Linked DNA regions of Homo sapiens: regions 2, 3 and 4 are each linked to region 1. A link is a loop called in an ENCODE intact Hi-C map of the cell type or tissue named here. Cell type or tissue: endothelial cell of umbilical vein. All regions are shown on one strand.

Region 1 (8,000 bases):
CCAGCACTTTGGGAGGCTGAGGCAGGTGGATCACTTGAGGTCAGGACTTTGAGACCAGCCTGGCCAACATGGTGAAATGCTGTCTCTACTGAGAATGCAAAAATTAGCTGGGTGTGGTGGCATGCACCTGTATTTTCAATGACTCGGGAGGCTGAGACGGGAGATTCACTTGAACCCAGGAGGTGGAAGTTGCAGTGAGCCGAGATTGTGCCACTGCACTCCAGCCTGGGTGAGAGAGTAAGACTCCATCGCAAAAGCAAAAACAAATATTCATGGGTTATAGAATCACACAACATTAAATTGATAGAACATTAACGAAAAATGTCAATGAAATTATAACATATGAACGTTTGTAGGATGTAAAGTAAGAGAGTGAGAGAGAGAGAGGGAGCACAACAATTACCAAATCAAGATGGAAAGAGGCACCACTACCCATCCTACAGACATAAAAGGACTAGTGAAGCAAAACTAGGAATCTATGCTAAGATGTTTTACAACTCACATTTAATAGAAAATATCTTGAAGTATACAAACTACCAAAATTTACTCAAGAACAAATATATAGTGTAACATTTCCTATTTTTATTAAAGAAATTCAACTGGCTGGGATTGGTGGCTCACACCTTTAATTCCAGCACCTTGGGAGGCTGAGGCGGGCAGATTACCTGAGGTCAGGAATTCAAGACCTGTCTGGCCGACATGGTGAAATCCCACCTCTACTAACAATACAAAAATTAGCCAAGTGAGGTGGCGCATGCCTGTAATCCCAGCTACTCAGGAGGGTGAGGCAAGAGATCTGTTTGAACCCAGGAGGCGGAGGTTGCAGTGAGGTGAGATCACACCACTGCATTCCAGCCTAGGCGACAGAGGGAGACTCTGAAAAAAAAAAAAAAAAAAGAAAAGAAATTCAACCTACACTCAGAAATCTTTCCATAGGGAAATCTGGCCTAAATGGGTACACTGTTGATTTCTACCAAATATTTGAGAAAGTAAGAATGACATGGAAACTCTAGCTATCATTCAGTTCTCACTAGGCTCATCGACTTCTTCATTCCAGTCCATGGGTTCTTATGGACACATCCAGCCAGTTCAGTCCAAGTTCCTTAGTGGGGCAGCAGTTTGGTGCTGTTGGTGTTGCTGGAAGCTCTTTGACCTCCTTTGGAACAGAAATATCAAACAGTGGTAGCTTGCCCCAAAGTAGAGTGGTTGATTCTGCCTTTACACAGGATACAAGATCCCTAAAAACACAATTATCTCAAGGTCCTTCAAGCGCTCAGTTCGACCCTTTGAGAAGAAGCCCAACCATGGAACAAGGAGTGCAGACCGCCTGGGCCCACGGACCTGCTCCAGCACCTGTTGGGAGAAGGAGTCCTGTATCAACCAGGCCTTTGCCATCTACCAGCCAAAAAGCAATAGAGAATCAGGAGCAGAGGTGAGCTGAAGCGCACAACGTTCCAAGGCCAGAAAATGAGCAACTCAGAAATGAAACAAGAGACAAGCAGCTCCAGGTGCTCCTTCAGCGCCAAGGAGAGGGCGTGGGGGTCATGGGGTGGCAGGGGAAGATTTGGTATTCGGCGAGATGGGCCAATGAAATTTGAGAATTTTTTTTTTTTTTTTTGGAGACGGACTCTCGCTCGGTCGCTCAGGCTGGGGTGCAGTGGCCCGATCTCGGCTCACTGCAAGCTCCGCCTCCCGGGTTCACGCCATTCTCCTGCCTCAGCCTCCCCAGTAGCTGGGACTACAGGCGCCCGCCACCACGTCAGGCTAATTTTTTTGTATTTTCAGTAGAGACGGGGTTTCACCGTGATCTCGATCTCCTGACCTCGTGATCCGCCCGCCTCGGCCTCCCAAATTGCTGGGATTACAGGCGTGAGAGAAAGAGTTTGACTTTGAAAGTGCAAATGCCCAATTCAACAAGGAAGAGATGGGCAGAGAGTTTCATAATAAACTTAAATTAAAAGAAGATAAACTTGAGAAAGAGGAGAAGCCTGTAAATGGTGAAGATAAAGGAGACTCAGGAGTTGATACCCAAAACAGTGAAGGACATGCTGATGAAGAAGATGCACTTGGACCTAATTGCTTTTATGACCAAACTAAATCCTCCTTTGATAATATTTCTGGTGATGACAATAGAGAACGGAGGCCAACCTGGGCTGAAGGAAGAAGATTAAATGCTGAAACATTTGGAATCCCACTTTGTCCAAACCGTGGCCATGGGGGATACAGAGGCAGAGGGAGGTCTTGGTTTCCATGGTGGCAGAGGGCGTGGTGGCAGAAGTGGTACCTTGACCACCCCTTGAGGATTTCGCGGCGGATTCAGAGGAGGTTCCAGGGGTCGGGAGTTTGCAGATTTTGAATATAGGAAAAGCACAGCCTTTGGCCCCTAAATAGTCTGAATTGATAGTACTGCTCTCTGAAAGAAAGACAACAAAGCTGCTGCATAGTCTACAAACAAGTCTTTGAAAACAGGTGAATTTCTAGCTCTTCATGGTACTGGAAACTGATTTCAGTCTTTGCGAAGAACGAAGAAGTGAATTGGCTGTATGTTTGCCATCAGCACTGGGTTTTTGTTTTTTGTTTGTTTTTCTGTTTAATTTCAGAGATAAAATGCAGTTAGTTTTCGGGGGAGGAAGCCTTATCTTAAGACATGAGGATTAAATATATTTGGAATAGCAGAAGGTTAAATAATTTCTTATGTATAGTTAAACTAAAGCAGTACTTCAGTGGGACTTATAAGTATTGTGTCATCACTGAAAGGTTTTTTTTTTTTTTTTTTAATCACTGAATTGTATTTGGTAATTCCAGGTTGCCTGCAGATAGGGCCGTGATACTGTGTTCTGAGCCAAGAAGGGAGGGTGTGTGTGTGTGTGTGTGTGTGTGTGTGTGTGTGTATCTTTCTCCTCCTTTCTTTTGGGGAATCTTGTAATATTAAATAGTCTATTTCATCAATTAATTAGGGTGCTGGATGGTAGAGAATTTTGTCAGTCAACTAGGTACACACGGTAAATACTGTTTCTTAGGCAAACGAACTTTTTTATACAGTTGTAAAATTCCATTATATTCCAATGCCAAAGAAACATTAAAAACTTTGTAAAGTTGTATAAAAAGCAACTAATTTTTTACAAAATAGATATCCTAAAGTTAGCCAAAAAAAAGAGAAAAGGGCAAAGTGATCATTTTTGGCGTAGGGTAACCCTTAGTTTCTTCCCTGGTAGTAATTTCCCACCAGGCAGATCGTCTAACCCCAAATCACCTAAAAGTGCAGGCCCAGGACGTGCTTATCTGCCCAGTGAGTCACCTGGAGGGGTGGTGATGGGGGCTGTTGATGACACGCTCCTTTCCTTTCCCAGCCCGTGTGTTCTACCTCTGAAAAGACATAGCATTTTCATTTGCAGAGCCCATTATAGAAAAATAAGAACAAAAATATTAGAAGGAAAAGACATAGCATCATTTAGTGTTCATTCATATGAATATGTATATTGTCTACAGCTATCTATATCTCTGTTTTATATCTATGTCTGTTACACCATCAGAGAGCACCTAAAGTGCAGAGTCTCATCCACAAACTGTTTCTTGCATCTACTGTAAGAGGCCATTCCGATGCTCTGTCAGCCCCAGCAGCACCCAACCACTACATGGCACGCATCCTATCTCAGATCATCCCCAGGATATCACGTGGCCCTGTTCTCATTGCCCCACTGATTTCATGGGCGTGCAGGTCCCTCGATCTGAGATTAAGTCATGAGATGCTCCATTTAAACAGGCGGGAGCCTCTGATTCCTGGCGGAGAGCCACAGTGAGCCCAGCAGAACCCATCTGAGCGCCAGCATCCAGCCCGGTCAGGAGGATTTGCTGCCCCCTCCTGGTGGAATGCGCGCCATGTCGTCAAGCGGCCACCAGATGACTCGCTCGCTGGTCCACTCAAAGGCATCACATCCAGAGCGCTCTGCTGGTCACAGGTGAGACTCTCAGCGACAGTGGTGGCTGCTTGGTCCTTGGTAAGAGGGAGTCGCTGGTGTTGGTTCCATGCATGTCCTTTTTTCTTTGATTCTTTTATTTTATTTTATTTAGAGACGGAGTCTCACTCTGTCGCCCAGGCTGGAGTGCAGTGGCGCGATCTCGGCTCACTGCAACCTCTGTCCCCTGATTCTCCTGCCTCAGCCTCCCGAGTAGCTGGGATTACAGGCACCTTCCACCACACCTGGCTAGTTTTTGTATTTGCAGTAGGGACGGGGTTTCGCCATATTGGCCAGGCTGGTCTTGAACTCCTGACGTCAGATAATCTGCCCAACTCGGCCTCCCAAAGTGCTGGGAATACAGGCGTGAGTCACTGCGCCTGGCAGCATGTCCTTTTTTTCTTGCTCCATGGCCACGACACTCACGGGCCCCTCCAGCACGCACTGGGGCTGCTGACACAGAGCTGGCTGAAGCTCACGGCATTAACCCAGTCATCAGCGGATCCTTAGATCTCCTAACCCCAGCTGTGGGCGCTCCTGCTAGCTTCTCAGGAGAAGCTCCTGGTCGAGAGCAGACGTTTCTCCTGTCCTCCTCCAGCCTCAGTCTCCGGCAGTTTCTGTGTGCCTGGGCCTTGAGGGTGGGTTTGTCTCCGTGTTTCTGTCCCCGCTCCTCATGGCAGCTGCATTGTATTGAGTAGGTTTGTTTGATGGGGACGGGTTTTCTGTCCCTATTCCAAATTTGCATATCTCTAATGGTATTTGTCTAGGATCACAGTCCAGGATTGTTCTCTGCACTCCTCCTAGGGTAGAGGGATTTTATGATCCACCTTCTTCCGGCCACAATGAGTCATTACCTGGGATCTGAGGTGGGCAGAATTATCTGAGCCTCTTCCAATGGCTTATGTCTTTTCCTCCATGTGAGAGAAACACCTGGGTGGGAAATGAGATTTCAGGCCATGCACAGTGGAAGCTCTTTCTGTCTGATCACTAATGTGGGGTCTCCATCTTGCTCCAAATCAGTTTTGTGAATGCACGGTTGAGACCCAAGAAAAAGAGCCTTTGGGTGAGTGCACAGCACCCCTCTGTCTTAGGTCCCCAGATATATCTCAATTTGGGCTTCTTCTGGAACATGAAACTATTTACTTTGAGTTTCCTACGAAAACATAGTGCTGGCCTTAGACTTCCTATCCTGAAACCCCACGTCTATTTCCCAACCTCATGCATGGAAAAGTGCTCGAATCTCCATAGGATCAGCAAGATCTCTATAGAATCTCCATGGGCCCTCCACAGGACCTCCATAAGATCTCAATAGGTTCTCCACAGGTTCTCCATAGGTTGTCCATAGAACCTCCACAGGACCTCCATAGGATCTCAATAGAACCCCCACAAGACCTCTATAGGATCTCAATAGAACCCTCACAGGACCTCCATAGGATCTCAGTAGAACCCCCACAGGACCTCCATAGGATCTCAATAGAACCCCCACAGGACCTCCATAGGATCTCAATAGAACCCTCACAGGACCTCCATAGGATCTCAGTAGAACCCCCACAGGACCTCCATAGGATCTCAATAGAACCCTCACAGGACCTCCATAGGATCTCAGTAGAACCCCCACAGGACCTCCATAGGATCTCAATAGAACCCCCACAGGACCTCCATAGGATCTCAATAGAACCCCCACAGGACCTCCATAGGATCTCAATAGGACATCCACAGGACCTCCATAGAATCTCAATAGAACCCCCACAGGACCTCCATAGGATCTCAATAGAACCCCCACAGGACCTCCATAGGATCTCAATAGAACCCCCACAGGACCTCCATAGGATCTCAATAGAACCCTCACAGGACCTCCATAGGATCTCAATAGAACCCCCACAGGACCTCCATAGGATCTCAATAGAACCCCCACAGGACCTCCATAGAATCTCAATAGATTCTCCATAGGACCTTTGCAGGACATCCATAGGTTCTCCGTGGATCTTCATAGGACCTCGACTGGATCTCCATAGGATCTTCACAGGGCCTCCGTAAGTTCTTCACAGGATTTCCAGAGTTGCCACAGGATCTGCCACTGCAGGGACCAGCCGGCATCCTCTACATCCCAAGATGCTGGAAATGACCACGTGGTGATAGTGGTTATGGATTTCCTACAGGAGAATGTGTGAAACCATGTTCCTGGGCAACCCTGCGGAGTCCCAATCTCCATTCAGATCCTCCAGGGGCCAGGCTGGAGGGGGTGTCTGGTGTGTCACTGTGTCTGTTCACACAGAATGGGGGCTTCTGCAGTAATAATGGGAAACCAGCCCAGAGATAGAGGCAGGGATTGGAGTTATGCTGTCATAATCCATGAAGTGCTGAGCTGAGGAAACCAGCTGAGCTTGGACTGTAGCGTTGGACAGGAGACATTGATAAAAAGGACTCTGTGGTAGAATGGTGTGGATTTGTTCATTGTGTGTGAAGAAGAAGATGCTCAGGGAATGAAAGCTCTTCCATTCTCTGACTTGGTTGACAAGAGGAACCAATAGGGCCATCACAGGAGCAATGACCCCATGTGGGAAGCAGACTGAAGGAGATGTATTAAAAACAGTTAACTAAGTCAGAGAGAGAAACAGAGCCTCCCAATACCTGGAAAGCATGGTTTGTTCCTCCCAAACTTCCTCCCTCTGACTTCTTTATTTCTCTACGTAGCAGCACCTCTTCATTTCTCCATCAAAGGCTCTGAGCTGTTTGAGTTCCTCATATATTCTGATGATCAAACCCTTGTTAGAGGAATAGGTAACAAATGTTTCTCCCTGCCTCTGTAGGTCATAACACCGTTGGTTGTTTCCTGAGCTCTGCAGAAGCTTTTTAGTTTGATACACCCATTTGTCTATTTTTGAATTCGTTTCCTATGCTTTTGAGGTCTTACTGATAGAATGTTTGCTTAGACCAATGTCTTGAAGCGTTTCCTCTGTGTTTTCTTCTATAGTTTCATAGTTTCAGGTCTTACTTTGGGTCTTATTCTGTCTTGAGTAGATTTTTGTATATCGTGAGAGACAGAGGTTGAGTTTTGTTTTTTTGCATATGGATATGCAGTTTTGCTAGCAGCATTTATTGAAGAAACTGTCCTTTACCCAATATATGTTCTTGGCATGTTTGTTGATAATCAGTTGGCTGTCAATTTGTGGATTTATTTCTAGGTTCTTTGTTCTGTTCCATTTGTCTATGTGTTTGTTTTTAAGCCAGTGCCTTACTGTTTTGGTTACTATAGCTTTGTAGTGTATTTTGAAGTCAGGTAGTGTGATGTCTCCAGCTTTGTTTTTTTTTCTCTACATTGCGTTGGCTATTTTGGGTATTTTATGGCTCTATATTAATTTTAGAATTTTTTATATTTCAGTGAAGAAAGACACTTGTATGTTGATAGGAATTACAATGAATCTGTAGATAGCTTTGGGTCCTATGGTCCTTTTTGTAAACATTTATTGTTTCAACGTGTGAACATGAGGTATCTTTCCAGTTTTTTCGTGTCCTCTTTAATTTTTCTTAGAGCTTTATAATTTTATTTGTAGAGGTTTTTACCTTGTCAGTTAAATTTATTAGCAGGTCTTTTATTGTTTGTGGCTATTATAAATGGGATTTCATTCCTGAATTCTTTTTCAGCCAGTTCTGTTCTTCAGGGTCAAGCATCATGTAAGTTCCCATGTAGGAAAGGAATCCGGAATGAACAGCAGCTGCACACAAATGCCTTTCTCTGATTTCCACCTCAGAGGGGTCCAGGAGGTGATCAGGCACATGGAGCATTGTCACATTTGGTACCAATCCCAGTGTGATCCCTAAAACACCACCTGATTGGGTTGAGCCTCATCTCTGAAATAACCAAGCCCTGTGTGATCCCTAAACCACCACCTGATTGGGTGGAACCTCATTTCTGGAATAACCAAGCCCTGTGTGATCCCTAAACCACCGCCTGATTGGATGGAACCTCATCTCTGGAATAACCAAGCCCTGTGTGATCATCCTAAACCACCACCTGATTGGGTTGAACCTCATGTCTGAAAT
Region 2 (8,000 bases), 440 kb before region 1:
TTCTGCTCTTTAAACTTCAAACAAGTTTAAAAAGTAAGGCCGGGCACAGTGGCAGCACTGCCGAGGCCGACGCAGGCTGATCATGAGGTCAGATCAAGACCATCCTGGCTCACACGGTGAAACCACATCTCTACTAAAAAATACAAAAACATTAGCCGGGCATGGCGGTGGGTGCCTGTAGTCACAGGCTGAGGCAGAAAGGGCATGAACCCGGGAGGTGGAGCTTGCAGCCAGCCGAGGTTGTGCCACTGCACTCCAGCCTGGGTGACAGCGATAACTGTCTCAAAAAATAAAAACCACCCAGGCTGAAGTGTGGTGGCACCATCACAGCTCCCTGCAGGCCTGAGCTCCCTAGATCAAAAGATCTTCCCATATAAGCCCCCCCTCACCCCACCCTTAGTAGCTGGCACCACAGGAGTGTCCCCGCCATGCTCCACTAATGTTTAGTAGAAATTGGGGTCTCATACATTGGCCAGCTTGGTCTGAAACTTAGGGGGAATCAAACATCCCTCCTTTAGTAGAGATGGGGCTTTACTGTCTTGCCCTGGGTGGCCTCCCTGGGATGATGGGTGTGAGCCACAGTGCCAGGCCTAAGTTCATATTTGGAAGGTTTTTTTGCTTCAGATGGTCTCGTGCTCTCGCTCAGGTTGGAGCGCAATGGCGCAATCTTGGTTCACTGCAACCTCTGCCAGCTTAAGCGATTCTCCTGCCCCCGCCTCCCAAGTAGCTGGGATTACAGGCATAAGCCACCACGCCTGGCTAATTTTTTGCATTTTTTAGAGATGGGATTTCTCCACGTTGGCCAGGCTGCTCTGGAACTCCTGACCCCAGGTGATCCACCCACCTCGGCCTCCCAAAGTGCTGGGATTATAGGCGTGAGCCACCACGTGGGGCCTTCAGTAGGTTCTTAGTTGCTGTTTGCCCTATCACTGGTTTCCGGGTCTGCTGGCCACTATCCCCTGTAAGTTTTCCTATCCCCTGTAGGTGTTCCAAACCCTTGCGGCTGCTTTGCCCACTCCACAGTATCTGAACTGAAGTAAGATCTCAAATTCAAGGGAGTTTTGTTTTGCTATTTGTACCCGCAATTCATAAAGCAGTTGTAGCCTCTGTCCCAATACCGCCACCACTGGTGGGGAGTCCGCCACGGTAACCAGTAAGACTTCTCTTTATATTTGACCTACCTGGGCCTCCTGTCATCTTTTCTACGGGCAGCTTGGGGATTGTTAGTTGAGGGTTTTTTGTTTTTGTGTTTTTTTTTTTGTTTTTTTTTTTTTTTAAAGAGATGGAGTCTCGCTCTGTCGCCAGACTGGAGTACAATGGCATGATCTTGGCTCACTGCAACTTCCACCTCCCAGGTTCAAGCGATTCTTTTGCCTCAGCCTCCCGAGTAGCTGGTATTATAGGCACCCACCACCATGCCCAGCTAATTTTTTTTGGATTTTTAGTACAGATGGCGTTTCCCCATGTTGGCCGGGCTGGTCTCACTAAACTCCTGACCTCAAGTGATCCACCCACCTTGGCCTCCCAAAATTCTGAGATTACAGGTTTGAGCCACTGCGCCCAGCCTTTAGTTGAGTTTCTTAAGCTTGTTTAGGGTTTAGCCTGTATGGCCAGCAGGGTGTAGGTGGGGGTGGTTTGTAAGCAGGGCTGTTTGCTTCAGAAGCAGCTGTGGAAACAGGACTGAATGCAGACATATAAAGAATATTGGGTAAATAACTTTTTAAAAAATTTAGAGATAGGATCCCACTATGTTGCCCAATCTGGTCTTGAAACCTAAACAATCTCTTATCCCAAAGTGCTGGGATTGCAGAAAGCTTAAGGCACAGTTTTACGTGGTAATGGTGGGCCATTTTTAGTTTCTTTTTTGTAGACGATCATGTCATCTAGGCTGGAATGTAGCGGTTCTGTCGAGCTAGGTGTAGCCTCCACTTCCTGGACTCAAGCATTTTTCCTCAGCTTCAGTAGCTGGGTCTATGCATGAATACCCCTTCTGGGGTAGATAGATAGTAGTACATAGAGTAGATAATTTTTTTGTGTTCAGGCGGCACCTTAAGGTTGGTGTAAAAATTCTTGGCCTTCTAAAGAGCTGGAATTAGACATGAGCTGTTGCACCTGGCCAATGGGACAATTATGTCTACAGGACTGAATCAGTATCTGATCTCTGGAGTTGTAAGGTCACTTTTTCTGAAACTGCCTCAGTCTCCTTGCAGGTTCTGGTCTGTAGATCTCCAGTGTGTGGGCTGAGCACAGCATGGGGACCTGATTTCCCACCGGGCAGTGACATAGTTTAAAGATTCTTAGTTCGAATTCCTAATAATGGGAATATAGGTTTCTGTGTATTGAAATGGGAATATGCATTTTTTTTTTTTTTAGAGTCTTGCTCTGTCACTAGGCTGGAGTGCAGTGGCACAATCTCGGCTCACTGCAACCTCCGCCTCCTGGGTTCAAGTGGTTCCCCTGCCTCAGCCTCCTGAGTAGCTGGGACTACAGGCGCCCTCCACCACGCCCTGCTAATTTTTTGTATTTTAGTAGAGACGGGGTTTCACCATGTTGGCCAGGATGGTCTTGATCTCCTCACCTTGTGATCCACCCGCCTTGGCCTCCCAAAGTGCTGGGATTACAAGCGTGAGCCTCTGCACCCAGCCAAGGGAATATGGATTCCTCTTTTTTTTTTTTTTTTTTTTTTTTTTGAGACGGCGTCTCTATCACCCAGGCTGGAGTGCAATGGCGTGATCTCTGCTCACTGCAACCTCTGTCTCCCGGGTTCAAGTGATTCTCCTGCCTCAGCCTCCCGAGTAGCTGGGATTACCCGCATGTGCTATCACGCCTGGTTAATTCTATATTTTTATTAGAGACAGGGTTTCTCCATGTTGGTCAGGCTGGTCTTGAACTCCCGACCTCAGGTGATCTGCCCTCCTTGGCCTCCCAAAGTGCTGGGATTACAGGTGTGAGCCACCACACCCTTTTTTTTTTTTTTTTTTTAAGATGGAGTCTCGCTCTGTCGCCCAGGCTGGAGTGCAGTAGTGCGATCTCGGTTCACTGCAACCTCTGCCTCCCAGGTGCAAGCGATTCTCCCGCCTCAGCCTCCCCAGCAGCTGGGACTATAGGTGCATGCCACCACACCCAGCTAATTTTTTGTATTTTTAGTAGAGATGGGGTTTCACTGTGTTAGCCAGGATGGTATTGATCTCTTGACCTAGTGATCCGCCCGCTTCGGCCTCCAAAGTGCTGGGATTACAGGCATGAGCCACCGTGCCCAGCCTAATTTTTGTATTTTTAGTAGGTTTCACCATGTTGGCCAGGCTGGTCTCGAACTCCTAACCTCAGCTGATCTGCCTGCCTTGGCCTCCGAAAGTATTTGGATTACAGGCATGAGTCACCGCATCTGGCGGTATTTTTGTTGAAAGCACAGTGTATAATAGGTTATGGCCAGCCTACACGTGGCCTTGTAGGTGTCAGTTCTTGGCAGGGCCCAGTGAATTCCAGGCAGGGGGCCATCCTGACATGCCTGCCACGTTAAGATTTCAGACATTATCCCCTCCAGCAAGGGAGGATCAGGGCTGTTGGCATAACAAGCATTCTGAGGGTTAGCTTGCATACCAGTCTCTTCCCAAATGCTGAGTTGCCCCATGTATCCTGTGACATTTGAGAATAGGCTTTCCTCAACTTGGCACAATTTGCCTTTGGACCAAGTGCTTTGTCCTGTGCATTCCTTGCTGGATGTTGGCATGCATTCCTAGTGTCGTCCACTAGATGGCAGTGGCACCCACCCCAGAGCTCAAATATTACTATGTTCCGATGCAGCCAGGGCTTGGCAGGGCTGGGTGGCCTCTGAGGGCCCCTACTGGCCATTTTTCACCGTCTCCCTCTGTTGCCCAGGCTGGGGCGCAGTGATGCAATGACAGCTCACTGCAGCCTCGACCTCCTGGGCTCAAGCGATCTTCCCACCTCAGTCCCCAGAGTAGCTGGGACTACAGGCATGTGCTGCTACTCCTGGGTAATTAATTGTACTAATTAATAGTAGTTGGCTAATTAGTAACAGTGGAGTCTTGCTATGTTGCTTAGGCTGGTCTCTAACTCCTAGACTTAAGCAACCCATCTTGCCTCCACCTTTGAAAGTACGGGGGTTACAGGCGTGAGACACCGCACCTGGCCCCTGTTGGGATTTACCCCTCCTGTTAGGGGCCATCAAACCTCTCTTAGTTGGTCATCCCTTAAAGCTCCGTCAAACTTTTTTTTTTTTTTTTTTTGAGATGGAGTCCCACTCTGTCGCCCAGGCTGGAGTGCAGTGGCGCGATCTCGGCTCACTGCAACCTCCACCTCCCGGGTTCAAGCGATTCTCCTGCCTCAGCCTCCTGAGTAGCTGGGACTACAGGTGCCCGCCACCATGCCTGGCTAATTTTTTTTTATTTTTAGTAGAGACAGGGTTTCACCATCTTGGCCAGGCTAATCTCAAACTCCTGACCTCGTGATCCACCTGCCTCGGCCTCTCGAAGTGCTAGGATTACATACATGAGCCACCACGCCTGGCCAGCTCTGTCAAACATTAATTTGATCCCAAGCAGAGGGACTTTTGATCTCAATCTGCATGAGTCTGTCTCTAGGAAGGAGGCTGATCATTATGCTGGGGGGGTGATGAGCACCCTCCCATCTTCCTCTGTCCAGATCTCAGGGGAGAGCCAGCAGATAGGACCATTCAGCAGCCAATGTCCAAATAAGGTTTTGTTACTCGAAGCGCTGCCAACCTACTGTGGGTCATTTTATTCAGGTCCATCCCAAATAACCTGTGGACACAAGAGTTGATATTATTCCAGTGTACTACTGTGGCATTCAATTAATAAGCCTTAAGTATCTATTGTGCACTACCGTGGTAAGATAATTCCATGATCCTCCAGAAATTCCACCCAACGCTGCTGGAAAGTAGGCTTACTACATGCTACATGCAAGTCCCCAAGCTGTGTTAACTGCATAATTTTTTTTTTTTTGAGACACAGTCTCATTCTGTCACCCAGGCTGGAGTGCAGTGGTGCAATCTCAGCTCACTGCAACCTCCACCTCCCAGGTTCAAGCGATTCTCCTGCCTCAGCCTCCCCAGTAGCTGGGACTACAGGCGCCCACCACCACGCCCGGCTAATTTTTTGTATTTTTAGTAGAGACAAGGTTTCACCCGTGTTAGCCAGGATGGTCCTAGTCTCCTAACCTCGTGATCCGCCCACCTCGGCCTCCCAAAGTGCTGGGATTACAGGTGTGAGCCACCACACCTGGCCAATTCATAATTTATCATAGCCTTATGAAGATGCAACTATGTTCTCCATTTTTTTTTTCTTTCCCCAAGATGGAGTCTTGCTCTGTTGCCCAGGCTAGAGTGCAGTGGCATGATCTCAGCTCACTGCAACCTCCGCCTCCTGGCTTCAAGCGATTCTCCTGCCTTAGCCTCCCAAGTAGCTGGGATTACAGTCACGTGCCACCATGCCTGGCTAATTTTTGCATAGAGCCACCCGCTCCCAGCCGTAAGTTTTTGTATTTTTAGTAGAGATGTGGTTTTGCTATGTTGGCCAGGCTGGTCTTGAACTCCTGGCCTCAAGTGATTTGCCTGCCTTGGCCTTTTTTTTCTTGAGACAAGTTCCTGCTGGGTCACCCAGTGGCGTAATCATGGTTCACTGCAGCCTTGAACTCCTGAGCTCAAAGGATCCTCCCACCTCAGCCCCCTGAGTAGCTTTGATTAGAGGTGTGTGCCACCATACCTGGTGTGTGCGTGTGTGTGTGTGTGTGTGTGTGTGTGTGTAAAGAAAGCAATTTTCCTAACTCAGCCTGTCAAAGTACTGGGATTACAGGCGCCATCCCCTGCACCCAGCCTAAACTTTGATTGCATCACTGCACTCCAGCCTGGGCCACAGCAAGATCCTGTCCAAAAAAAAAGCAATTGGAGTTTGAACCCAGGCAGAGTAATTCTAGATTCTCACTCGAATCACAGTGACCTCCAATGCAATTGGTGAGCCACGATGGTCCCCTTCAACAGACAAGGAAATTTTTTTTTTTTGAGATGGAGTCTCACTCTGTCACCCAGGCTGGAGTGCAGTGGTGTGATCTTGGGTCACTGCAAGCTCCACCTCCCGGGTTCACGCCATTCTCCTGCCTCAGCCTCCTGAGTAGCTGGGACTACAGGCGCCCGCCACCACGCCCGGCTAATTTTTTGTGTTTTTATTAGAGACGGGGTTTCGCCATTTTAGCCAGGATGGTCTCGATCTCCTGACCTCGTGATCCACCCGCCTCGGCCTCCCAAAGTGCTGGGATTATAGGTGTGAGCCACCGCGCCCGGCCTCAGACAAGGAAATTATCCAAGGTCACACAGCCAGTAGATGACATAGCTAATATGTGGCCTCATCTGTATGCCCCCTAATTGCATACACCAGTGCATAACGTATTTGTCCATCCAGCTTATCTACCCTCATGCTCCCAGCCCAATGTCCAGCCTCCTCCAGAAAGAACTGGTCATCATCCCTCACCAGAGGACTCGGAGTTTGCAGCCAGGATGGCTCAGCCGCTTGCAAAGCAGTCGGACACCTGTGTCCCCTAGGGCGTTGTTGGTCAGGTAAAGGTCGGTCAAGGTCTGGTTGATCCCCAGGGTGAAGTAAAGATTCTCACAAGCCTTGGCTGTGAGGCCACAGCTATCCAGCCTGGTGAAGATAAGGAGTTGGTTAAGGTAACACCAGGGGCTACTTATGTTATTCGGAGGCAGTGTCTCACCCTGTCTCCCAGGCTGGAGTACAGTGGTGAGATTTCTGTTCACTGCAACCTCCGCCTCCCAGGTTCAAGCGATTCTCCTGCCTCAGCCTCCTGAGTAGCTGGGATTACAGGTGTGCACCACCACCAATTAGCATGGCTAATTTTTGTATCCTTTTATTTTTGTTTTGTTTGAGATGGAGTCTCCCTCTGTTGCCCATGCTGGAGTGCTGTGGCATGATCTCGGCTCACTGCAACCTCTGCCTCCCGGGTTCAAGTGATTCTCCTGCCTCAGCCTCCCCAGCAGCTGGGACTACAGGCGAGAGCCACCACACCCAACTAATTGTTGTATTAGTAGAGAGAGGGTTTCACCTTGTTGGCCAGAATGGTCTCAATCTCTTGACCTCGTGATCCGCCCGCCTCAGCCTCCCAAAGTGCTGGGATTACAGGCATGAGCCACTGTGCCCGGCCGTAATTTTTATATCTTTAGTGGAGAGGGGATTTCACCATGTTGGCCAGACTGGTCTCAAACTCCTGACCTCAAGTGATCCACCAACCTTGGCCTCCCAAAGTGCTGGGATTATAGGCGTGAGCCACTACGCCCAGCCTCTGAAACATTTTAAAAAATTATCTGGGTTAGGCCGGGCGTGGTGGCTCACGCCTGTAATTCCAGCACTTTGGGAGGCCGAGGCAGGCAGATCACCTGAGGTCGGGAGTTCAAGACCAGCCTGACCAACATGAGAAACCCCGTCTCTACTAAAAATACAAAATTAGCCGGGGTGGTGGCGCATGCCTGTAATCCCAGCTACTCGGGAGGCTGAGGCAGGAATTGCTTGAACCCGGGAGGTGGAGGTTGCAGTGAGCCAAGATCGTGCCACTGCACTCCAGGGTGACAGGGAGACCCTGTTTTAAAAAAAAAAAAAATCCCAAATAAACTAGATGATGCCTCATCCCATTCTAAGTCCTTCAGATTAGGGCTACAGCTGGCCTGGCAGAAAGGTGAGGGAGAAAGTCACAATTAACATTTGATTGGAATTTACAGAGCACCAGATTGAATTATTATTTTTTTTTCTCGAGATGGAGTCTTTCTCTGGCACCTAGGCTGGAGTGCAATGGTGTGATCTCCGCTCACTGCAACCTCCACCTCCTGGGTTCAAGTGATTCTCCTGCCTCAGCCTCCTGTGTAGCTGGGATTACAGACACCCACCACCACGCCAGGCTAATTTTTGTATTCTTAATAGAGATGGCCATGTTGGCCAGGCTGGTCTCAAACTCCT
Region 3 (8,000 bases), 63 kb before region 1:
TGCAGTCCTGGTTCCACCTGCTCCAGGAAACCAGCGGCCCTTTACAGCCCCGCCCCTTCGCGGCCGGATCCAGCAACCCAAGCCCCCATCCCTCCGCGGTCAATCTCAGCACCCCAGGCCCCGCCCCTGAGGCTCCGCCCAGCATCCCAAGACCCGCCCCTGGTCAGCCCTGCCCATCAGAGGCTCCGCCCCCAGGTGGCCCTGCGCTTTATTCCTGGCCTGAAGTTCCAGTTCAGCTGTATCAAGACGCCCTGCTGGCCGCTCCCATCACTTAACTTTGAACCAAATTGCCTTAGGCCCCGCCCGCTTCTTGTGCTTACTTAAAAAAAAACAAACTTTTTTTTTTTTTTTTTGGTAGAGAGGGAGCCTCCCTATGTTGCCCAGGCTGGTCTCGAACTCCTAGACTGAAGCGATCCACCTGTCTCGGTCTCCCAAAGTGCTGGGGTTACAAGCATTAGCCACCGATCCCAGCCCTGGCGCATCCTTTTCCTACACGCTTGGAGCTCGGGCAGCCCTATCTCGGCCTCCTCTCAACCTTCTCATTCCCCAGGACCTGCCTTTCTTGGAGAAGGAGCTGCTTAGCATCTCTCCGGAGGCCCCATCACCGAGTTAGGCCCTGTGCGTTATCTCAGCCCGGTCCTGTCTGGTCCCTACCCAGTTGCAGACCCCGCTCCCTAATCGCACCTTTAATTCGTACAAGATGATGCGCTGGCGCAGCCGCACGTGGACGTCCCCGCAGAGACCGAAGTCCCAGGCCGAGAACACCCGGTGGCTGTAGCTGGTCAGAGCCTCGGACTCCGCCAGCAGTGTCTGCTTCAGCCCAGACACCGAGCTGAGAGGGGAGACCCGGGAGACGGGAAGTGAAAGGACAGCCAGGAACGGGGGTTATGGGGAGACCCCTCATATTGGGACAAATGGGGAAGATGAACCCTAAGGCCTTGGGTACTAGGCGAGTTCCCACCAGACCAGATGGGGAAAGAGTCAAAGAGGCGGAGACACAGTCATTGAAGGCAAAGTCCAAGGGAGATTCAGAGACAGTTCTGGGGTGCAGGCACCCCAAAGAGAGGCAGAAACCTAGGAGACAGGGACAGAGCCTCGGAGCGAAGGGGGCAGAAACCCAGAGTGAGAGAAACAGAGGCCCTGAGGAAGACAGAGATGTGGAGGAGGGACAGAGGCCCCAGAGGGAGATTCGGAGAAAGGGAGAAAAAGACAGTGAGAAAGGGGAAACTACATCTACAAAAGATGGGGGTCAAAGACCCATAAGAAGTACAGGCACACAGAGAAGGGAGCTGCGGCGGGAAGAGCCGAGAAGAAGACAGAGACCCAGAGAAGATGGCAGGTAAAGACTCAAGAGAGGGGGCAGGCCAGGCGCCATGGCTCACGCCTGTAATCCCAGCACTTTGGGAGGCCGAGGGGGGAGGATCACCTGAGGTCAGGAGTTTGAGACCAGCCTGGCCAATGTGGTGAAACCCCGTCTCTACTAAAAATACAAAAATTAGCCAGGCGTGGTGGTGCATGCCTGTAATCCCAACTACTTGGGAGGCTGAGGTGGGAGGATCACTTGAACCCAGGAGGTGGAGGTCGCCTCCAAAAAAAAAAAAAAAAAAAAAAAGACCCAGAGAAGACGGGCAGGTAAAGAGACTCAAGAGAGGGGGGCAAAGACCCAGGAAGGAGATAGAGAACCCCAGCAGGGGCAGAAACAGAACTGGACAAAGAGACCATGTGCACCTTCACTGCCCTGGCCCCGGCCCCCATCATCTCTCATGTGAACAACCACAGAGGGCCCTCACATGGTCTCCTTGCTTCCACTTGTGCCCGCATATAATCCATTCTCAGTTCTTGAGCCAGTGGGACCTTCTTTTGATGCAACTCAGACCGTATTCCCCTGTTTAAGACCTATTCCAGGGCTTTTCCCTTCTCTTAAAATCGAGGCTCTTTGCCGGGCGTGGTGGCTCACGCCTGTAATCCCAGCACTTTGGGAGACCGAGGCGGGTGCATCACCTGAGGTCAGGAGTTCGAGACCAGCCTGACAAACATGGTGAAACCCCATTTCTACTAAAAATACAAAATTAGCCGGGCATGGTGGCACATGCCTGTAATCCCAGCTACTTGGGAGGTTGAGGCAGGAAAATTGCTTGAACCCGGGCGGCGGAGGTTGCAGTGAGCTGAGATCGCACTACTGCACTCTAGCCTGGGTGACAGAGCGAGACTCCGTCTCAAAAAAAAAAAAAAGTTGACTTTTGGCCAGGCACATTGGCTCATGCCTGTAATTCCAGCACCTTGGGAGGCTGAGGTGAGCAGATCTCTTGAGCCTAGGAGTTTGAGCGCAGCCTGGGCAACATAGCAAGACCCTGTCTCTATAACATTAAAAAAAAATTTTTAGCAAGACATGGTGGTGCACCCCTGTGGTCCCAGCTGCTCCCGAGGCTGAGGTAGGCGGATCAGTTGAGTTCCGGAGGCCCAGGCTTCCGGTGAGCTATGATTGCACCACTGCACGCTAGCCGGGTGACAGAGTGAGACCCTGTCTCAAAAAACAAAACAGACTGGGTGCGGTGGCTCACACCTGTAATCCCAGCACTTTGGGAGGCCGAGGCAGGTGGATCACCTGAGATCAGGAGTTCGAGACCAGCCTGGCCAACATGGCGATACCCCGTCTCTACTAAAAATACAAAAAATTAGCTGGGCGTGGTGGCCGGAGCCTGTAAACCCAGCTACTTGGGAGGGTGAGGCAGTAGAATCGCTTGAACCCGGGAGGTGGAGGTTGCAGTGAGCCAAGATCGTGCCATTGCACTCCAGCCTGGGCGACAGAGTAAGACTCTGTCTCAAAAACAAACAAACAAAACAAATGAAAAACAAAAACAAATCCCAAAACCTTGATCTTTTTTTTTTTTTTAGATGGAGTTTCTCTCTGTCGCCCAGGCTGGAGTGCAGTGGCGCAAACTCGGCTCACTGCAAGCTCCACCTCCTGGGCCACCGCTCCTGGCCCAAAACCTTGATTTTAACTCACACAGAATAAAGGGTTACACAGCAAGACCGAGGATTCTGGGGCCGGGCGCGGTGGCTCACGCCTGTAATCCCAGCACTGTGGGAGGCCGAGGCGGGTGGATCACGAGGTCAGCAGTTCAAGACCAGCCTGACCAACATGGTGAAACCCCATCTCTACTAAAAATACAAAAAAGTTAGCTGGGCGTGGTGGCGGGCGCCTGTAATCCCAGCAACTTGGGAGGCTGAGGCAGGAGAATCGCTTGAAACCGGAAGGCGGAGGTTGCAGTGAGCCGAGATTGCGCCACTACACTCTAGCCTGGGCAATAAGAGCAAAACTCCGTCTCAAAAAAAAAAAGACTGAGGATTCTTGGGGAGGGGGTTTCTGCCACCACCACTTGCTTCCCCACCCCAACCCGTCCCGTCAGGGGTCAGGGGTGCAGGTGCCACTGACCGATGCAGGATGAGCAGGAGGCAGATGAGGCCAACGGCAAAGGCCCAGCACAGGTAGGTGACCGCCAGGCGTGGGCGGGGCGGGTAGAAGCCATAGAAGAGAGGGGACCATTCCAGGTAACCCTGTGGGGGGAAGGCGGCGCAGGGGCCACTGTGGGAGGAGGCGGGGCTCCTGGAGCTGCACAGTCAGGGTCTGGGGTCAGGGTTTGAGGTTCGTGTCATTGAAGGCACTGGGGTCACAGGTGGGCGGGGAATCCCCCAGGGACCCAGGCACCTACCTCACCCGAGAGCAAGTTGAAGAGCTGGGTGGCAAAGGTGACCAGGCCCTGGGAGTGGGGGTTATAGGAGCCGCAGGGCGAGGAGATGTCGGGGCCGGGAGGGCCTGGGGGAGCGCCTCCCAACCAGGTGGGCAGCAGCGTCATGCAGGCCATGAGCACAGAGGCCAGCACGTTAAGAAGGAGCAGGAAGCGCAGCAGGGAGAAGTAGGACTCCGTGCCGGCGCCAAACTGGCCTGCAGGGGGCAGCAGAGAGAGGCTCAGGTTCCTTCCCGGGAGCAGGACCAGCCCCTCCTACCCCTGGACTGGGGTCCAGCCGCGCCTTCCTTTCTTTCTTTCTTTTCTTTTCTTTCTTTTCTTTTCTTTTCTTTTCTTTTCTTTTCTTTTCTTTTCTTTTCTTTTCTTTTCTTTTCTTTTCTTTTCTTTTCTTTTCTTTTCTTTTCTTTCTTTCCTTTCTTTCTTCTTTCTTTCCTTCCTTCCTTCCTTCCTTCCTTCCTTCCTTCCTTCCTTCCTTCCTTCCTTCTTCTTTCTCTCTCTCTCTCTCTCTCTCTATATATATATATATATTTTTTTTTTTTTCTTTTCTTTTCTTTTCTTTTTTTTTTTTGAGACGGAGTTTCGCTCTGCCGCCCAGCATGGAGTGCAGTGGCGCGATCTCGGCTCACTGCAACCTCCGCCTCCTGGGTTCAAGCAATTCTCCTGTCTCAGCCTCACGAGTAGCTGGGATTACAGGCGTGCGCCACCATGCTCAGCTAGTTTTTGTATTTTTGGTAGAGACGGGGGTTTCACCATGTTGGTCAGGCTGGTCTCGAATTCTTGACCTCAGGTGATCCACCCACCTCGGCCTCCCAAACTGTTGGGATTACAGGCGTGAGCCACCGCGCCAGGCCCAGCCGTGCCTTTCTCAGACCCAAGAGTCCAGACCCCCAGCCCCTCCTCCCTCAGACCCAAAAATCCAGGCCCAAGCCCCTCCTCCCTCAAACCCAGGAGTCCGTCCCCAGCCCCTCCTCCCTCAGACCCAGGAGTCCAGGCCCTGCCCCCAGGACACCACCCAAACCCCACCGCACCCCCGATCCTCTTCAGTGTCCACGCCCAGGGCTGCAGGCTTCGCAAGCCTTCCTTTGTTTTCTCCTTGGACCTCCGAAGTAGCCGCGCCCATCGGTCCGTCTTAGTTCCAGAGCCATAGACCACCTGGTCCCTGCTGGCATTTCTTTGCCTGGGAGGGAAACAGGCAGAAAATGAGGGGTTTCGCAGCCCCAGACTGGGAACCATCTGAATGTAGACACAATCCAACAGTAGAATGGAGAAGTAAATTGTGGCCTATACATAAGATAGAATACTCTGTAGCAATAAAAAAGAAACCAGCTGGGTACAGTGGCTCAGGCCTGTAATCCCAGCACTTTGGGAGGCCGAGGTGGGTGAATCACCTGAGGTCAGGAGTTCGAGACCAGCCTGACCAACATGGTGAAATCCTGTCTCTACTAAAAATACCAAAAAAAAAAAAAAATTAGCTGGGCCTGGTGGCGGGTGCCTGTAATCCCAGCTACACGAGAGGCTGAGGCAGGAAAATTGCTTGAACCTGGGAGGTGGAGGTTGCAGTGAGCTGAGATGGCGCCATTGCATTCCAGCCTGGGTGACGGAGTGAGATTCCAAGAAAGGAAAGAAAGAAAGAAAAGAAAGAAACCTAATGCTAGGCAGAAGAAGCCAGCACAAAAGACTGAAGACTGTATGATTCTATTTGCACAACGTTGCAGAGCACAGCTTGCAAAGCTCTACAGAAAAGCAGGAGGCTGGAGTGGGAGGATCGCTTGAGCCCAGGTGTCGGAGGCTGCAGTGAGCTGAGACTGCACCACTGCACTCCAGCCTGGGCATCAGAGCAAGACTCTGTCAAAAAAAAAAAAAAAAAGGTTAGGGAGAAGAGGTTACCTTGTATTTGTGAGGAAAAAGGGGGTGTCAGGGGAGGGACGCACAGGGTGCTGTCATGCCGTGTCACTTGCCCTAGCTGGAGTTTATCTGGGCTCTCACTTTATGAATACAGCCATCCCTCAGTATCCATGGGGGTTGGTTCAAGGACTCCCCAAGAATACTGAAATCTGTAGATGCCCAAATTCCTTATATAAAACGGTATAGTATTTGCATACAGGCTACACACATCCTCCTGTGTTTGTTTTATTTTATTTTATTTTAATTTTTATCTGATTTTTACAGACAAATGTCTCGTTTTGTTGTCCAGGCTGGAGTGCGGTGGTGCAATCATAGCTCAATGCAGCCTCAAACTTCCAGGCTCAAGCAATTCTCCCGCCTCAGCCTCCCAAAGCGCTGGGGCTACAGGTATGGGCCACGACACCCAGCCCTCCAATGCACTTTAAATCACCTCTAGATTACTTATAACACCCGGTACAAGGTAAATGTTATATAGATAGCTGTTCTTTTAACTTGTATTATTTTTTGTCATATTGTTACTTTGATTATTACTTTTAAAAAATAGAGATGGGGGTCTCGCTATGTTACTCAGGCCGCAGTATAGTGGCTATATTCACAGGCATGATCCCACTACTGATCGGTGTGGGAGTGTTGATACATTGTTATTTTTTATTGTTTTTTCCATATATATACACATATATATACATATATATGTGTATATATATACACACATATGCATATATATACGCATATATATTTGAGATGGAGTCCCGCTCTATCACCCAGGCCGGAGTCCAATGGCACGATCTTGGCTCACTGCAACCTCTATCTCCCTGGTTCAAGCGATTCTCCTGCTTCAGCCTCCCGAGTAGCTGGGATTACAGGCACCCGCCACCACACCCAGCTAATGTTTGTATTTTTAGTAGAGTTGGGGTTTTGCCATGTTGGCCAGGCTGGTCTCGAACTCCTGACCACAGGTGATCCACTCGCCTGGGCCTCCCAAAGTGCTGGGATTACAGGTGTGAGCCACTGCAATGGGCCCATAATCATTTTTGAAGGAGGGCACCTGCATTTTCATTGTTCACCAGGCCCTGCAAATTATGCAGTGAGAATGGGAAAAGAAAGAAGTTAAAGAGAGGGAGGCTTGGAAGAGGAGGCAAAGATGAAGGAAGGTATAAAGCAGAGAGAAATAAATATTAACAGATTTTGGACACACACACAGAGAGAAACTGAGGCAGAGACAGGATTGGTGGAGACCAGGGAGACGGCAAATCCCAGAGAGAAGAGACCCCAGAGCCATCGAAAGGCAGCACTCACCTGGAGTCCGAAGTAGAGACAAAGATGAGGGGAAGAAAGAAACCAAGAGAGGCAGCTCTGAGCGGGGCAGAGAGAGGCCCCAGAAGCCAGGAGCGGCAGAGGACAGAGGGAGGAGACCGAGTCCAGGGTATGGGAGAAGGGCCCGGTCCGGGCTGTGCGGGTCCCAGCTGGAGGTGGGGCCTCACCTGTGTGCCCGTCTGGCCTGCATGGGCCAGGGCAGTTCCCGGGAAGGGTGAGGGTCCTGCAGCTCTGTCTGGGTGACTTCTGTGAAGGCCTTTCTGCTCCTTCCTCCATCCTCCTCCTCCTCCTCCAGCGCCCCCCAAGGCAGCACCCCAGGGTCTCGGTACCGAAGGGTGGCAGCACTGGGCAGCTCGTTCAGCACAGAAGACAGCGATGGGCCTGGGGAGGAGCAGGGGGCTGGGAAGACCCGGGAGTCTGGGCCCTAATTCCTCCTCCCTCAGACCAGGAAACCAGGTCCCCGGCCCCTCCTCCCTCAGACCCAGGAGTCCAGGCCCCCGGCTCCTCCTCCCTCAGACCCAGGAGTCCAGGCCCCCGGCTCCTCCTCCCTCAGACCCAGGAGTCCAGGCCCCCGGCTCCTCCTCCCTCAGACCCAGGAGTCCAGGCCCCCGGCTCCTCCTCCCTCAGACCCAGGAGTCCAGGCCCCCGGCTCCTCCTCCCTCAGACCCAGGAGTCCAGGCCCCCGGCTCCTCCTCCCTCAGACCCAGGAGAACAGGCCCCCGGCGCCTCCTCCCTCAGACCCAGGAGTCCAGGCCCCCGGCTCCTCCTCCCTCAGACCCAGGAGAACAGGCCCCCGGCCCCTCCTCCCTCAGACCCAGGAGTCCAGGCCCCCGGCTCCTCCTCCCTCAGACATAGGAATCCAGGCACCCAGCCCCTCCTCCCTCAGACCAGGAAACCAGGTTCCCAGCCCCTCCTCCCTCAGGCCCAGGAGTCCGGGTGCCAGCCTCTACTTCCCCTGGACCCAGGGGTCCACAGCCCTCAACTCCATCCCCAAGCGTGGAACCCTCCTACTCCAGGGCAGTGGAGTCCAGG
Region 4 (8,000 bases), 420 kb before region 1:
AGCAGGTCTTCCAAAGTGCCTAGAGTCCAGGGCCAGGGTCTTAGGTCATGGGGTTAAGGGCCAGCCCTGATTTAAAGGTGGAGATTTGGGGATTACCAGCATTTTGTGATATTTCATGCCCCAGGAGACAATGAGCTTAAGAAGTTGCTCCCGGGGATAGAGACTCACTGAATCATCTGCAGCCTGCACTGGGGATGCCGCAGGCCCTCGCAAAGCAGCATCATGCCTGGGAATCCAACGCCGTTGCCACTGAGATCCATCCTTGTCAAATTCTTATTGGCTATGAGAGCTGCAGAGAGGTCCTCGCAGGCTGAGCTGGAGATGCGGCACCTCTTCAGCCTGGGGTGGAAAAGAGGAGAAAGGAGCTGGTCATTTCTTTTGCTCCAGTTTTGTGGATTATTTTCTTTTGCTTTTTTTTTTTTTTCTGAGACAGAGTCGCTCTGTCACCCAGGCTGGAGAGCAGTGGCATGATTTTGGCTTACCACAACCTCTGCCTCCTGGGTTGAAGCAATCCTCCTGCCTTGGCCTCCTGAGTAGCTGGGCTTACAGACGTGTGCCACCATGCCTGGCTCATTTTGGTATTTTTAGTAGAGATGGGGTTTCACCATGTTGGCCAGGCTGGTCTTGAACTCCTGGGTCAAGTGATCCTCCCCATCTGGGCCTCCCAAAGTGCTGGAATTACAGGCGTGAGCCATCATACCTGGCCAATATATTTATTTCAAAATATCATGTTATATATGATAAATTTTACCTGTCAAGAAAAGCAACAAGAACAATATAAAATGTTTTGATGCTTTGTAGTCAAATACATTCACAAAGGTTGCCCTTAAAGAAATTCAAGGCCATGTGCGGTGGCTCAAGCCTGTAATCTCAGCACTTTGGGAGGCCGAGGTGGGTGGATCACCTGAGGTCAGGAGTTTATGACCAGCCTGGCCAACACAGTGAAACCCCATTTCTACTATAAACACAAAAATTAGCTGGGTGTGGTGATGCACCCCTGTAATCCCAGCTAATCAGGAGGCTGAGGCAGGAGAATTGCTTGAACTCAGGAGGCGGAGGTTGCAGTGAGTCGAGATCATGTCACTGCACTCCAGCCCAGGCTACAGAGCAATACTATCTCAAAAAATAACATATGAAAAAAATTTGGCTAGGCACAGTGGCTCACACCTGTAATCTCAACAGTTAGGGAGGCTGAGGAAGGAGGATCACTTGAGGCCAGAAGTTTGAGACCAGTATGGGCAGCATGGTGAAACCCCATCTCTCCAAAACATACAAAAATTAGCCTGGTGTGGCTGGGCACGGTGGCTCAGTCTGTAATCCCAGCACTTTGGGAGGCCGAGGTGGGTGGATCACGAGGTTAGAGATTGAGACCATCCTGGCTAATATGGTGAAACCCCGTCTCTACTAAAAATACAAAAAATTAGCTGGGCATGGTGGCACCTGCCTGTAGTCCCAGCTACTCAGGAGGCCGAGGCAGGAGAATCGCTTGAACCCAGGAGGCAGAGGTTGCAGTGAGCCGAGATCACGCTACTGCACTCCAGCCTGGTGACAAAGCAAGACTCCGTCTCAAAAAAAAAAAAAAAAAAAAAAAAAGAAATTAGCCGGGTGTGGTTGCACATGCTTGTTTTCCCAGCTACTCGTGATGCTGGAGCAAGAGGATCGCTTGAGTCCAGGAGTTTGGGGCTGCAGTGAGCCATGATTGTGCCACTGCACTCCAGCCTGGGTGACAGAGCATATCAGTGTCTCAAAAATTTAAAAAAAAAAAAAGTAAAAAAAAGAAAAAAATTTGGAGACCCACACAGCAGGATGACCATGTGAAGACAGAAGGCAGTGATCTGCAGGCCCAGGACAGAGGCCTCAGAAGAACTTAACCTGCCCACTCCTTGTCTTGGACTTCCAGCAGCCCCCCACCTGCCTTGAGAAAATAGATTTATGTGGTGAAGCCACCCAGTCTTTGGCACTTTTTTCCCCCCTGAGATGGAGTCTCACCGTATCACCCAGGCTGGAGTGCAGTGGCACAATCCCGGCTCACTGCAACCTCCGCCTCCCAGGTTCAAGCGATTCTCCTGCCTCAGCCTCCCAAGCAGCTGGGATTACAGGCGCCCGCCACCACACCCTCCTGATTTTTGTATTTTTTGTAGAGATGGCATTTTGCCATGTTGGCCAGGCTGGTCTCAAACTCCTGACCTCAAGTGATCTGCCCGCCTTCACCTGTCAACATACTGGGATTACAGACGTGAGCCACGGCACCTGGCTTTGTGACACTTTTTTATGGCAGCCGTAGCCAACGAATACACCATCCCGTGATAGAACCTTTGTGACTGATCCCCATGAGAGGCCACGGTGGGGACCACCTGAAACGCCCAGACCAGCCTGCACTCACCTCAGGTTCTGAAGTTTGCAGTTGGGGTGTCTGAGTCCTTGACAGAGCAGCTTCACCCCCCGGCTGCCCAGGGCATTTCGGTACAGAGACAGCTCTATCAGGTTTGGATTGGTGCACAGGGCCGCTGCCAGATGTTCACTGTAGGCGTCCAGCAGAACGGTCCTCTCTGGTCTGCTTGAAGGAAAGACAGGCCACTCTCTGGTGTTACTGGTGCTTGACAACTATGGCCTTTGCATGTCATTTCACCGTTTATGAAGCATGCTATCCTTTTTTGAGACGGAGTTTCGCTCTTGTTGCCCAGGCTGGAGTGCAATGGCGCAATCTCAGCTCACCACAACCTCCGCCTCCTGGGTTCAAGCGATTCTCCTGCCTCAGCCTCCAGAGTAGCTGGGATTACAGGCATGAGCCACCACGCCCAGTTAATTTTGTATTTTTAGTAGAGATGGGGTTTCACCGTGTTGGCCAGGCTGATCTCGTACTCCTGACCTCAGGTGATCTGCCCGCCTCAACCTCCTGAAGTGCTGGGATTACAGGCGTGAGCCACCACATCCGGCCAAAGCATGCTATCTTTTCATTTTTTTTTTTAGAGGGCCTTGCCCTGTTGTCTAGGCTGGAGTGCATGGTGAGATCATGGCTCACTGTAGGCTTGACCTCCCAGGCTTAAGCAATCCTCCCACCTCAGCCTACTGAGAAGCTGGGGCTACAGGTGTGCACCATCATGACCAGCTAATTTATTTTATATTTTTAGAGATGGGGATCTCATCATGTTGTCCAGGCTGCACCTGGCTCTATCTGACGCTCCTAATCATTGATAGTTGGTTTACTTGTTTCCCTCTTTATTATCTGTCTCCGTTCTCATTAGGATGCGTGCTCTCTTGGGACCATTGGCTTATTCACACAGTCTTCTGTCTACAGAAGATTGTTGGGTCCACCGATAAAAGGGATATAGAGGCTGGGTGTGGTGGCTCACACCTATAATCCCAGCACTTTGGGAGGCTGAGGCCGAGAGTTTGAGACCAGCCTGGCCAACATGGTGACACCCCATCTCTACTAAAAAAATACAAAAATTAGCTGGGTGTGGTGGCACACTCCTGTGGTCCCAGCTGCTCAGGAGGCTGAGACACGCAAGGTGGAGGTTGCAGTGAGCTGAGATTGTGCCCCTGCACTCCAGCCTTGGTGACAGAGCCACACTCTCTCAAGAAAAAGGGACTTAGTAATATTTGTTGATTGAATAAATTCTCCCAGACATCGACCTCAATTTAGTCCCAATGGGTGTTGTTTAGTCTTTGTGGCACTATTGACACTTTGGGGCCAGAGGGACTGTCCTGTGTACTGTAGGATGTTTGCAGCATTCCCGGCCTTTATCCACTAGATGTCAGTAGTATTATTTGCTTCCCAGTTGTGACCACCAAAAACGTGTCTCCAAACATCGCCAAATGTCAGAGCAAAATCACCCCCAGCTGAGAGGCACTGGTTAAGAGCATGAACCTCAAGGCCAAGGTGGGTGGATCACTTGAGGTCAGGAGTTCAAGACCAGCCTGGCTAACACAGCGAAACCCCATCTCCACTAAAAATACAAAAATTATCCTGGCATGGTGATGGGCACCTGTAATCCCAGCTACTCAGGAGGCTGAGGCAGGAGAATCGCTTGAACCCGGGAGGCAGAGGCTGCAGTGAGCCAAGATTGCGCCACTGCACACCAGCCTAGGAGACCAAGAGAGACTTAGTTTAAAAAAAAAAAAAAAAAAAAATCGTGGGCCGGGTGCAGTGGCTCATGCCTGTAATCCCAGCACTTTGGGAGGCCAAGGCGGGCAGATCACGAGGTCAAGAGATCGAGACCACCCTGGCCAACATGGTGAAACCCTGTCTCTACTAAAAATACAAAAATTAGGTGGGCGTGGTGGCGTGCACCTGTAGTCCCAGCTACTTGGGAGGCTGAAGCAGGAGAATCTCTTGAACCCGGGAGGCGGAGGTTGCAGTGAGCTGAGGTCACGCCAGTGTACTCCAGCCTAGGCAACAGAGCAAAAAAAAAAAAAAAAAAAAAAAACACACGAACCTAAGCAGCCCCAGGGGATACCCCAGGGATACTTACAGCTGCACCAACAGCGTGTGCGCTCCTGCGGAGCACCTCGCGCGGTCTTCCCCGTCCGCGCTGTAGGTGGCGCCATACAAGTGCAGCACCTGGGCGCTCCTGCAGCGCTTCAGACAGAACGAGGAGACCATGTGCTCCATCTTGGAGGCAATGTTGCTGACCACGATCACCTGGAAGTGGCTCAGGGCCTGCTGGATAAACTCCTCCTCCTGGATCTCGTACAAGCAGCTGAAGAACTCCAAGGAGCCCTGCTGCAGGGTGGAGCCGTCGCTCTGAGCTTTGCTTTGGATCCACTGCAACAGGTCCATCTTGATGTGCGGCGAGACCTTCCAGCAGAGACTCTTCTCCAGGTGGCTCCTGGTCTCCTCGTTCAGGAGTCCAAACAGGAAGCGGCTGGTGAGTGCCAGGAAGCTCCTTTCAGAAAACGCGTACTCGGTCAACAGCCTGGTCACGTCCTGGTCTGGGCCTGCCCCGCCCTCCCCCTCGTCCAGGATATAGTACATAGCTGCAAAGAATTCCTGGAAACTCAAGTGGATGAAGCTGTAGTACCTCTCACAGTTGATGTCCTTCTGGAAGATGTTCATGTTGAGGAAGGCAGAGACGTCTTCCCCGTCTAGGCCGTGCTTCCGGAGGTCCTGCTCCTCAAATAGGATTTTCTGATTCCAGAGCCCATCTGCCGCCAAGGAGCACAACCCTCTCTGGTTGGGTGGGGGCTGGAGGCGCGGGGCCCCCGGCTTGGGTTGCATCAGACTCAGCAGGTAGAGCATGTACACTGCAGTGGTGGTCCTGGACGTCTGTCTCAACAGCCCCCCACCCTCCAGCTGCTGCTGGAGGCAGGTACACACCACCCAGCACACCAGGGGGACGAAGCACATGGTGAAGAGAGGCTCGTTGTCCCTCACGTAATTGAAGACTTGGCCCGCCTGCTCTGCATTGTGGAAATACTTGTAGAAGTATTCCTTCCTTTCTGCCTCAGAGAAGCCCAGGATCTCCACATGCCTGGGGTGCTCCAGCAGACGGTGGAGCTTCTCCAAAGCCGTGGGCCGTGTGGTGATGAGCAAAGATAGCTCAGGGAGCAGCTTCTTCCGAATTAAGCTGTTAAGAAGCAGCTCCGTGGGCCGTTTCTCCTCCCAGCAGAGGCACCAGGGTCCCTGAGGATCGTGGAAAGAAGGCTTGAGCTCATCGAAGCCGTCGATGATGAAAAGGAGGCGCTCGGGAACTCGGATGAGCTCCTGGAGAGGCGCGCTGGGCTCAGGCCAGCAGCTGAAGATGAGGTCTTGCATGCTGCATTCCGTGGCACTCTGGTTCATCTCCCTGCAGTTGATGTAGAAGAGATAATCAAATCTGCCTTGGAAGAGCTTCCCGTCCGCCCAGTCCAGCATCACCTTGTGTGCCAGCATGGACTTGCCTATCCCTGCCGCGCCTTGCATGACCACGGTGCGCGGTGGCTCGGGGCGCTCCTCGTCTGGCTCAAAGAGGGTCTCTATCTTGATGGGGCTAGCCTGGTGTCCCACGGTCCTCGCGTGTCCCCGGCCTGTGTCCAGAAGCTGCTGCTGGACCTGCATGGGGTTTGAGTGCTCCTTCACCAGCAGGAGCCGGGTGTACCGGTGGCTGAGGTTGACACATTCCCCTAGGCGCGCATTGCGGTCTTCCATGAGCCGGAATTTCCTGCGGACATAGTCCCTGTAGGTTTCCTGGGGATCTAGGGGAGAGGAATGAAGGTTTTGTGGAAGACTCATCAGCAGCCTCTAATGAGTTCACGAGGTAAAGCGCTCCTCATGTGGCTCAAAGAAGGTGTGTGCCTGTAGTTCCAGCTACTCAGGAGGCTGAGATGGGAGAATCACTTGAACCCCTGAGGTGGAGGTTGCAGTGAGCTGAGATCGCACCACTGCACTCTAGCCTGGGCAACAGAGCCAGACTCCATCTCAAAAAAAAATTTTTTTTAATTAAAATAATTTATTTGTTTTGAGACTAGGTTATAAGACTGGCTAATTTTTTTTTTTTTTAGATGGAGTCTCGCTCTGTTGCCCAGCTTGGAGTGCAATGGTGTGCTCCCTGCAACATCCACCTCCTGGGTTCAAGTGATTCTCCAGTCTCAGCCTCCCGAGTAGCTGGGATTACAGGCACATGCCACCAGGCCTGGCTAATTTTTGTATTTTTAGTAGAGACGGGGTTTCACTATGTTGGCCAGGATGGTCTCGATCTCTTGACCTCATGATCTGCCCACCTCGGCCTTCCAAAGTGCTAGGATTAGAGGCATGAGCCACTGTGTCCAGCCCCACAAAGTGACTTTCAGCAAAGGATTTATAGAACGGGTACATTACCAGATAGTGCAGACATGAATCTGCCTTTTTTCAAAGGGGGCACAAGCCAGGTGCGGTGGCTCACGCCTGTAATCCCAGCACTTTGGGAGGTCCAGGTGGGAGGATCGCCTGAACTCAGGAGTTTGAGACCAGCCGGAGCAACATAGTGAGACCCTGTCTCTATAAAAACAAAAGAAAGAGAAAACAAAGGGGGCACAGAAAACTTGGGAGCAGTGCTTCTCAAACTTTTTTTTTTTTTCAGTACAGACAGGGTCTTGCTGTGTTATCCAGGCTGGTCTACAACTACTAGCCTCAAACAATCCTCCTGCCTGAGCCCCGCAAAATGCTGAGATTACAGGCATGAACCACCATGCCTGGCTGTGCTTCTCCAACTTTAAGACGCATACATATCATGCAGCAATCTTGTTAGAAATGCAGTCCCTGGGCTAAGTGCAGTGGCTCACACCTGTAAGAGATCGCCCCACTGCACTCCAGCCTGGGCGACAGCGTGAGACTCTGCCTCAAAAAAAAAAAAAAAAAATCTAGAACAATGTTCTTAATTGGGGTGACTGTGTCCCCTAGTTCCCCAGGGGACATTTGGCAACGGGACAAGTGGGTTGGTTGTTACAACTGGGAAAGTACTACTGCCACATAGTGGATAGAGGCCAGAGGTGCTGCTCAACATCCCAGGAACCACAGGACGACCCCATAGCAAAGAACGCTCTGGCCCCGAAATGCCAACAGTGCCAATGTGGAGAAACCCTGGTCTGGATACAAATGCATCCCTTGGTATTGGATGCCAGCAGAGGCCCATGATAGCTGCCTGAGAGAAGCTTAAAAAAAAGAATCTGAGTTTGATACTAAAATTTTCAAAACAAATATGTGTACTTTTAATTATAGTGACATACACATAAAATTTACCATTTTAACCACTTTAAAGCGTACAACTCTGTGACACTAAGTTCACGATGTTGTGCAATCATCAATATCTCTTTTTTTTTTTTTTTTTGAGACAGAGTGTTGCTCTGTCCCCCAGGCTGGAGTGCAGTGGCATGATCTAGGCTCACTGCAAACTCCGCCTCCCAGGCTCAAGTGATTCTCCTGCCTCAGTCTCCTGAGTAACTCGATTTACAGGTGCTCGCCACCACACCCAGCTGATTTTTGTATTTTTAGTAGAGACGGAGTTTCACCATGTTGGCCAGGCTGGTTTCGAACTCCTGAC

What was found. Hi-C counts contacts between places; a loop is a spot of excess contacts. Peaks named below come from ENCODE experiments on the same cell type or tissue, not always from the same donor. Only the 100,000 strongest peaks of a DNase experiment are listed, where the experiment ranks them.
Region 2: a loop joins it to region 1, with 8 times the contacts of the local background. A loop is called at or near these places in 3 of 110 quality-filtered maps.
Region 3: it touches region 1 in a loop (16-fold over the local background); 104 of 110 quality-filtered maps call a loop at or near these places.
Region 4: it touches region 1 in a loop (13-fold over the local background); 3 of 110 quality-filtered maps call a loop at or near these places.

Annotation. Positions count from the first base shown.
Region 1 is chr19:54,227,978-54,235,977 of GRCh38, forward strand. LOC124904768 (a long non-coding RNA gene) reads left to right here. Exons shown (of 3, transcript XR_007067339.1): 2 at 3,764-3,959; 3 at 7,602-8,000. LOC107985279 (a long non-coding RNA gene) reads right to left here and starts at 6,000. Exons shown (of 3, transcript XR_001754004.2): 1 at 5,910-6,000; 2 at 3,254-3,366. It also overlaps the pseudogene LOC100421130. RefSeq lists an enhancer at 4,109-4,862. In endothelial cell of umbilical vein, a CTCF peak has its summit at 3,861 (motif pointing left); a DNase peak (open chromatin) is centred at 3,834; H3K27me3 peaks cover 984 bases.
Region 2 is chr19:53,789,353-53,797,352 of GRCh38, forward strand. It overlaps NLRP12 (NLR family pyrin domain containing 12), which reads right to left. Exons shown (of 10, transcript NM_144687.4): 9 at 6,507-6,677; 10 at 4,389-4,784. The coding sequence ends at 4,697. Among named protein-coding and RNA genes, the nearest start is that of MIR373, 4.6 kb to the left of the region's middle. RefSeq lists enhancers at 2,794-3,294, 3,295-3,795, 7,690-8,000. In endothelial cell of umbilical vein, a CTCF peak has its summit at 3,762 (motif pointing right); a DNase peak (open chromatin) is centred at 3,799.
Region 3 is chr19:54,164,735-54,172,734 of GRCh38, forward strand. It overlaps TMC4 (transmembrane channel like 4), which reads right to left. Exons shown (of 15, transcript NM_144686.4): 2 at 7,136-7,349; 3 at 4,778-4,926; 4 at 3,714-3,946; 5 at 3,437-3,558; 6 at 685-832. Among named protein-coding and RNA genes, the nearest start is that of TMC4, 4.4 kb to the right of the region's middle. In endothelial cell of umbilical vein, a CTCF peak has its summit at 3,947 (motif pointing right); DNase peaks (open chromatin) are centred at 97 and 3,947; H3K4me3 peaks cover 52 bases.
Region 4 is chr19:53,805,112-53,813,111 of GRCh38, forward strand. NLRP12 (NLR family pyrin domain containing 12) reads right to left here. Exons shown (of 10, transcript NM_144687.4): 3 at 4,476-6,177; 4 at 2,384-2,554; 5 at 169-339. Among named protein-coding and RNA genes, the nearest start is that of NLRP12, 15 kb to the right of the region's middle. In endothelial cell of umbilical vein, CTCF peaks have their summits at 3,753 (motif pointing right) and 4,549 (motif pointing right); DNase peaks (open chromatin) are centred at 3,770 and 4,880.